Regions from separate parts of the Mus musculus genome. Here region 2 is linked to region 1. A link is a contact called in ENCODE Hi-C or POLR2A ChIA-PET data. All regions are on one chromosome and are shown on one strand. The core of a region is the stretch at or near the end of the contact, and the rest is flanking DNA. Distances in the headings are between cores, read along the strand shown. Region 1 overlaps Gm36139 (a long non-coding RNA gene). Region 2 has its middle 15 kb from the start of Gm46162.

What was found. Hi-C counts contacts between places; a loop is a spot of excess contacts on that map. ChIA-PET counts read pairs that join two places held with the same protein, here RNA polymerase II (POLR2A).
Region 2: a loop to region 1 is called in a map of adrenal gland, with 1.8 times the contacts of the local background. The contact joins two enhancer-like sites. A Hi-C loop is called at or near these places in 1 of 37 maps with a recorded cell type or tissue (adrenal gland). POLR2A ChIA-PET finds 5 or more read pairs at or near these places in 1 of 5 experiments (embryonic stem cell).

What each region holds. Positions count from the first base shown.
Region 1 is chr1:151,101,852-151,105,913 of GRCm38, forward strand. All of the region lies in intron 1 of Gm36139 (a long non-coding RNA gene), which reads right to left. Among named protein-coding and RNA genes, the nearest start is that of Gm36077, 20 kb to the left of the region's middle. Within about 2 kb of position 1,365, at least 1 of the 3 ENCODE cell types and tissues checked has a DNase peak (open chromatin) inside an H3K27ac peak, as active enhancers do.
Region 2 is chr1:151,234,596-151,238,642 of GRCm38, forward strand. No RefSeq gene overlaps it. Among named protein-coding and RNA genes, the nearest start is that of Gm46162, 15 kb to the right of the region's middle. Within about 2 kb of position 1,881, at least 1 of the 3 ENCODE cell types and tissues checked has a DNase peak (open chromatin) inside an H3K27ac peak, as active enhancers do.

The DNA of each region.
Region 1 (4,062 bases), core at 115-2,614:
ACTGCCTAAAGTTCGTTTCTCTCCACACAGCTCATTTCTCTCCCATGTTCATGTGTGGAAAATATATAGAAAAATAGACAGAGATACATGTGCAAGCACATGCTAAATATGGTACCTATATACAACATCCTAATGGTAGCTTGAGCTAAGAAAATACTCACAATAGCTTATTTGGGGATAGTAATTATAACTGTACTATGCAGAGTTTCTGCAGAAAACAAATGAAACTCTTCAAGTAATTTGAGAAGTGTATTAAGGGGCACGTTTGCGAGGTTCTGATAGAGAACCTTACAGGTGTTGGGGTGAACCCTACCAGTCATCAGGGCTAGCAATGCCTAGGACAGGAAGCTTTGTAGAGAGAGTTAAGGGAAGGAGACTGCTAGCCACAGGCTGGGGCCTTCACTCAAGAAGTGCAGCTAGCTGGCAGCCACCCCATGGGAGTGGGGGTTGGGGGAAGTGGGGCATAAATGACCTGAACTCACGCTGACATAACTCAAGGGATGGTCAGAAGGCAGGGGGGGGCTTTGGATAAAAGCAACCTCACCAGCTACTCACAGAGGTAAAGAAAGATGGACTGGAAGAGACAAATGGGGTGACTTAATGTTTCCTCTTTATTCTTACTTGAATTTTCTATAGTTTTTCCCAAGGACCACAAAGGACAAGCATATAGATCTCATCTCTGGGTTATTTTTCCATTCCTGCCACTTCTGCAGAGAGTTTGGATGAAAAATAAAACGTAGCTGAGAGTCCAAAAGCCATTAAGCTAAGCAAAGGGAATAGGGGTTGATAAATGTATAGGGATCAGAGCAGAAGAAGTGGTTCTGGGGAGGAAAGTCATGTTGATGACTAAAGCAAATAGCCCCCCAAGTCGATCTGTCCCCCTCCACAGCAATGCACATTGAAGGCTTACGATGGAATTATGATAACTTCTGAAGAAATTTTTAATATACATCTCTGGGTCGGCTTAGACACAAACCATCCGCCCTCGGTAAAACGCTCTTGCCACGGTCTTTTTCCGCATTCTGGAAACATTTGGTCTTCTCATGTCTCTGATCTAAATATATCTTCTCTCAAAGCCCAAATGCAATTTATTTTGCAACTGTGCAAAATCAAATCGAACCCACATCTGGTAGATCTCACAGATGTGACTCGTTCCAGCACAAGCAAACGTCAAACCAAGCAACCCACGGTCGGTCACCAGCTAATTGCATGCAGGTGATGTGAAGAGTAAGGTCTGTCTCCACATCCCCAGAGCTGGGCTCCAGAGTCTTCATCAGCTGCCCCTCTGTGTCGCTCGGGCATCTGCACTGATCCAGTAGAGGGCAGTGACAGACGCAGGAGCCTGGCCCTAGGTAAGAACTCCCCAGTAATGCCTCATCTAAGCAAAACAGAAGGGTCACCTGAGTTCATTTCTCCCATCATGCTCTGGTCTGTGGCTGCTCCCTCAGGAGCCCTGCAGCCATTATCAGCAGTCATGAGAACAGAAAGTATGACCTTCACCTCAAACTGCAGCCCTAAAAACAAACTACAGCAGCTGCTGCTACAACAAGACACAATATATGACTTAGCTGTATATTTCAGGCTTAAGACACTCCTGGGTGAGATATGCAGGGGAGGGGGCGCATTGCTGTTAAAGGGACAGTGAGAGAGTCCCTTAGACCCAAAGCAGATGTCCAAATCTAAACAAGAGGGAACTCGAAGCAGGAGATAATCCATATTGGTCCTTAGCAAGCCTGTGGCTCTTTAATTAAACCAACCAATACGGTTAACGCAAGAGAGATGAACTCAATTATGAACAGGCAAAAGCATGTTTCACTTTGCCGATGTCGAATAAGCTGTGCAAATTATTAGCATGGGTTATCAGTTGGGAGACAGCTCTGGAGACTTCCAGCTCTATGAGTTTCTGAACTAATTGATTTAAGACAAGCTGGAGACAAGCATTGTGCAAGAAGCTCCCTAGTGAAACTAACTTTTCCTGCTAACGAAAACAGCTTAAGTAATTTGAATTGCACCATGTAGATGCAATCAGGAGTTAGTCCTTTCAATGACAGCTAAAAATAGAGAGACAGCACATTGGAAATATGGGAGCTGAAAGAGACTCTCAGCACTACTGCTTTTAATTTGTTTAAGCAGTGGAAGCCTTTTAAAAATAAACCCTATGGGTATCCTCATCATATTGTAGACATTTGAAGAGAATCCTAATGTAGATGTTTTAGTAAACTAACTTTCCATTAAATGCTCTAAAGTCAGTGACTAGGAACAAGGAGACAGATAAGGTCAAGGGTTATAGATGCCTTGTAAATAAGGTCATCAAAACTCAATTCTAGGGCTTTTTTTTTTTTTTTTTTTTTTTTTTGCAAATACATTTGTAGATGATGACAGTGGCTGCTTTGGCTAAATCACAGTAAATGCCAATGGATGCCTTGTATCGGTCTTTCTGGAAATCTTGGGATATTCTTAAAGTTTAATTAGAGACCAAAATGGTTTAATTCCAAAATACACATTGAAATGAGCTTTTACTGTGTCCTGCCTAAGCTATCTCGAGTTAAAAGTGTTTGAAATGATTGTGGTAAAGATGGGTGTACACAGTGAAACGAGATGGAATAAAGCCCGCCCCTCTGCTTCCTGGGTTCAAAACTCAGCCCTACTTGTCCAGTTGCCTTCTCTATGAGCAGCTGTCTAACCTCCAGCCAATGAATGCCTTCCAGACCTGGTATCTGCAACCATTCCACAGGCAGCTCCCCAGCCCTCTCCTCAACAGCTGGCTGGAGAGAGGGTCGCTGAGTGGTTAAGCAGGAACACAACTTTAAAACGGAAAGAGTTCCTGAAGGCCTGAAGTTCTGGAGGTTCATGGAGAAGACCATCCACAAAAGACAGTCCAGGAACATTTTTTAATTTTTTTATTATTAATTTTAAAAAAAATTTATTAATTTTTTTCAATGCCTACTTTTAATGATTTTTTTTCTTTTTTAATTATCTTTTTTATTAGATATTTTCTTTAATTACATTTCAAATGTTATCCCTTTTCCTGGCTTCCCCTCTGAAAATCCCCTATTCCCTTCCCCCCCACCCCTGCTCCCCAACCCATCCACTCCCACTTCCCTGTCTTGGGATTCCCCTACACTGGGACATCAAGCCTTCTCAGGGCCAAGGGCCTCTCCTCCCATTGATGTTCGACAAGACCATCCTCTACTACATATGCGGGTGGAGCCATGGATCCCTCCATGTGTACTCTTTGGTTGGTGGTTTAGTCCTCCACAGGAACATTCTTAACAATTTTGAAAAACCAAGACATCAACCAAGGCTTGGGAGCTTATTGTGGTGGTAGTATTACTTACACTTACTATTCAAAGCAAATATGAAAACACTATCTAATCAAATGTTTACTAAGCACCCAGATCTTCTATCCCAAAGCCATACTTTAAAAACAGAAGAACTTTGATTCAAACTTCTTGCAAGAGTTTCTTGCTACAGGAAGGAGAATTTCACTCAAAGTCGCCAAAAAGGAAGTCTTCTAGGAACTCATCCGGATGCTAACACAATCAAGACAGCCTCTATTTTTATGCTTCTTATGTAACTGTGTGAGAGGCTACTTGTGCCCCACCTCCACCCCACCACCACTCCCTCCAACCTACAAATGCAATCATCCTGGCTTGGTCCCCTTTCCAAAGCCTTGTGACACTCAGACGTTGAACCTGCAGATCTTGAGGCCACAGAGCAGAACAGATGGGCTCCCTGCATTCAGTCACTCCCAACAAAGGGCAACTTGCCTGTGTTTCATTCCTGGTAAATCAGCTAAGGTCAGGACAGAAGTCGTAAGTCAGCAGAGACACCAACAGACTGAGCTAGCAGATGCAAATTCAAGCCTGACACTCACTTCTTTCCAGTTATATGAGCAAGGCCAAATAATGAGACATTGTATGTAAAATGAAAAAATGAGGCCATTGTAAAGCATTGTAAACCATAAATATGAGCAGATCACTGTAACCAAATGCGATCACTATGGCCCAACACGTACGTTCACACGCATGTATGTGCAGGTGTATGAGCACGTGGAGGTCA
Region 2 (4,047 bases), core at 631-3,130, 130 kb after region 1:
TCTAGGGATGCTGATTCCTGGAATAATCAAAAGGAAACCTGTGCTGAGGACTAAATTGATATGTAAATCAAAGACCGGGCTCTTGGTCTTTGTGAGATGAGCTATCCAAAGAGTTTTTAGAAGTTTTTTTCCAGCATGCAAGAGGTGTCACAGGGCATCAGCTTGTAACCTGTGATTTGACTTTGAGTTGTTCTTTCAGTGTTCCCTGGCACCCCTTCCTCAGAACCCCTATCCAAGCCGAGGCTGGTCCTTGGCACATGCTTGTGTGTGTGTATGTATGTGTGCATTCATTTGTGCAAATATATATGTACATCTGTGTGTGTGTGCCTGTGCACACCTAATTCAGCTAAAAATAATAACAGAGGAAAACTTATAAACTAGTCCTTATCAAATGTTTAGAATAAAATTTTCAACATCTTTTGCTTAATATGAAGAACACACTATATTAATTACATAGTAGTAAGATAACAGGTAGCAAATGCACCGATGTGAATAAAATGATTTCAAGTTAACACCATCACTACTGTTACAGACAGAACCCTAACTTAGTGACCCAGAGGCTGCTCAGTAATGTGTTAACACATTTCTACAAAGCCCTAGGAGCCTCTCATATCAACTCTGTGGGTAAGACGGCAAAAGGAGCCAGAGTGGATTGCGCATTTGCTGAGCAATCTACTTAGCCTTAAGGCCAGCCAGTGTGCCAGTACTGAAGGGCTGCCTAAGAGAGTACAATAGAGTAATTTCCTTGCCTTTCATTATTTCATTCATATATATATATACATATATATATACACATATATATACATATATATATACACACACACACACAACTTTGAAGTTTATAGATGGTACCAGCCTAGGAGATAACAAACAAAATCCAAAAGAGTCAAGACCCCAAAGTATCTTGACAAGTTAGAATCCAGGATCAAAACCAGCTTAGAGAAGGGATAAGGAATCCAGTTTTCTCACTGGGATTTGCAAAAGCTCTTGGAGTCTTCACTGAGGAATTATGAGGCTTCTTTGGGCCCCATAGAAAACAAATCTCCAAGCAACCGGTTTTCCCTTTCATTCATCTGCTTAACAATGACTAGTGTGAGTTTCCTTTGTGCACAAGGGAAAGAGTCTGAACAGCTCAGTGGGTCTGGAGTTCTGGTCGCATGGCATCTGATAGCTGAGGGTAAAGGAAAGTGCATGCTATTCATTCCTGCTCTTAGCAGCCACTCTTACCAAAGACAGGTTAGGCTACTTTTTTAAGGTCAAAAGACTAGTGGAGGATCCAGCTAGGAGTGTAGCTCAGGCTGCCTGTTTGTGGTGTGGGTACCCCTAGATGAGCACTAAGAGGCACAACCTGAGTTTGATCCCTCAGGATCCAGAGAAAGGTGAGAGAGCTGATGCCCCATGCCATTCTCTGACCTCCATCTTTGCTGTAACAGACATGCACACACACACACATACACACAAATAATAATAGTAATTATTTTTAAGACGTTTGAGCTGTTTGCTTTTGTGCAATTTACTGCAGAACCATGGAAGCCCTTAAGAGGCCCCACAGTTAGAACAAAGCTAAACTCAGCCACTTGAGTCTAACAAACTAGGCAGAGGACTTAGTCACCTTCCCTGTCGGGAAAGGCTACAGCTGGAGGCATGTCAGACCACACAGGGAAATTACAAATGTGGACACCCTCCAGGAACACTTGAACCAGTACCACAACTACTCCAAGCTAATATCTGGAGATCTGTAGCCAAATGCTTAGCCATGTCTCCCAGCTGGGAGTAGGGGTCAGCATGATGATCCATCCCTTGGGTGCTCAAGCCGTCAACTTCACGGAGATAAACAGATCCTTTGAACGGAGACCAGCCTGGGATGGCAAGCACAAACCTCGGTAGAACTAGCTGTACTTCTGGTAGCAAAACAGTATTAAACAAGGGCCATATTATGTTTGCAGACCTCAGGGCAAAGCCTGGCACACGTCCTCCAGTAGCCGGAGATCGGCGTTTACCAGGGAATGAGTAATTCAGAAAGAGGTTTGCAAACTGTAGTCCTAGACCAGATGGAAAAACAAGCTACTGGCTTCCATGGAGTACAAGCTTCAAACCTCGTGCCAGCAGTTGCCTCCTCCTCCACGACTGTCTTTGGGGAAAGAATGAGAATTCTAGTGATCTGAGTTACACAGACTTTCCAAAGCAGAGGAAGTCCTATCATGACATGAAAGGAGGTTTGTTTCCATCTTCTCTGGTTTATTAAGACGCTGCTTGATTGGCTCTCACACCCAGTGCTGTGCTCTCTCTGGGCGCTGACTCAAGCAGGAAACAGGCACCACAGCCAGGAGAAAACAGCCTTCTGAATGAAATTAGCCTTTGTTTTCCTGTTCCCCGTTGACCCTGATGGGCGCTTATTCATGAAATACGGAAAAAGTAAGGTTCAGAGTATCAGCTGATTAAGTTGGAATGCGAGGCGAGCTTGACAAGCATATGCATAATGACAATGCTGATAAAAATCTAAAAGGACTTCTACAATAAAGACTTAAGTGGTGGATTGATTGATTGATTGATTGATTGATTTTGGTTTTTCGAAACAGGGTTTCTCTGTATAGCCCTGGCTGTCCTGGAGCTCACTTTGTACACCAGGCTGGCCTCGAACTCAGAAATCCGCCTGCCTCTGCCTCCTGAGTGCTGGGATTAAAGGCGTGCGCCACCATGCCCAGCAGATTTTTTTTTTAAATGGAAATGATTGATGAGGCTAGCAAGTTGGTTCAACAGATAGAGGCACTGGCCACCAAGCTTGATGACCTGATGACCCCGGACGCCTACATGATGGAAAGAAAGACTTGAAAATATTCCATGGCGCAAACCTTCACACAAGCATGTATGCACAAAATACACACTAAGTATAAAGTAGGATGAAATAGCATACATCTTCTCAGAACATCCATCCCAATTATACCCCCGTCAATCTCCCTGAGGCTCTAACATTGTCGATATAAGAACTGTCAAAACTCCTATGAACCGTGCATATTTGAATGCCTTTAAATGGTTTTAACTATAACTCTCACTTCAGGTCAGCTATCTTTCTGCTGTGTCATTCACATGGTGAAAATCAAATCCACAGAAATTAAATGAACATCACTTATTCATCAAATGCTGTGAGAGATATGAATATTGGTGTCTCGGAAGTTATAGTCTAAAGAGAAAACATATAACCTTGTAAACCCTCAAATTATAAGGCTTAAATTGAGATTCTAATTAATAGAAGAATGATCTTACAAGATCTGTCAAGACACAACTGTTTGGCCAAACAGCTGCTGTGTGCATGTTAGAAATGCCTAAAGGAATGTAGAGAATTCTCCCGTTGCCTTTACAACAAGGTGTGCTAAGTATGTAATAAGTGGTATCAAATTCCAGCCCCAAAGCTTGCCAGGCATCAGAGCTGGTGATTACACAAACACCCAGCTCCGTTCAGCTTCCTCTATAAAACCAGAGCAAACCCACCTCACAGGTGGCACGCAGAGAAAAGACTCCAGTCCCATATTCTCAGCAGATGGCCAGTGCTCAAGAATGATCACCACTATGCCTTTCTATGATTTAGACTGGAACAAAAAAATTTGGTGAGGCGTCATGACACTTTGACAAATGCAAACATAAGTTTTTATTGCTTGGGTCTCCTGCATCCCATGGTGACTTCTAGGTTCCCCCAAGCACAGTGAGTCCCATTGGGTTTCACTGATGGCCCTTGTGAGTGCTAAGTCATCCAGTGGTGCTCCTGGATAAATGCAAATGTCCCTTGACTTAGCTCCTCTGAAAAGAATCTCTTTTAATTTCTGGCTTTCTCAAACCTAATTCTATTCTCAGCGGTACCACCCTTGCCAGGTGTCTGCTCATCACATCTGATAACCTTCTTAGCTCCTACACAAGGAGCCCTTAACAAAGACATAGTCCCCTGCTGGCTTCCAACTGGCTCATGAGTTTTGTGGTGTCCATTGTCACATGCATGTGGATAAAGCCTGCCATTTGTTCTAGAATTCCTTTCTGTAATTGCTGGAGACACTA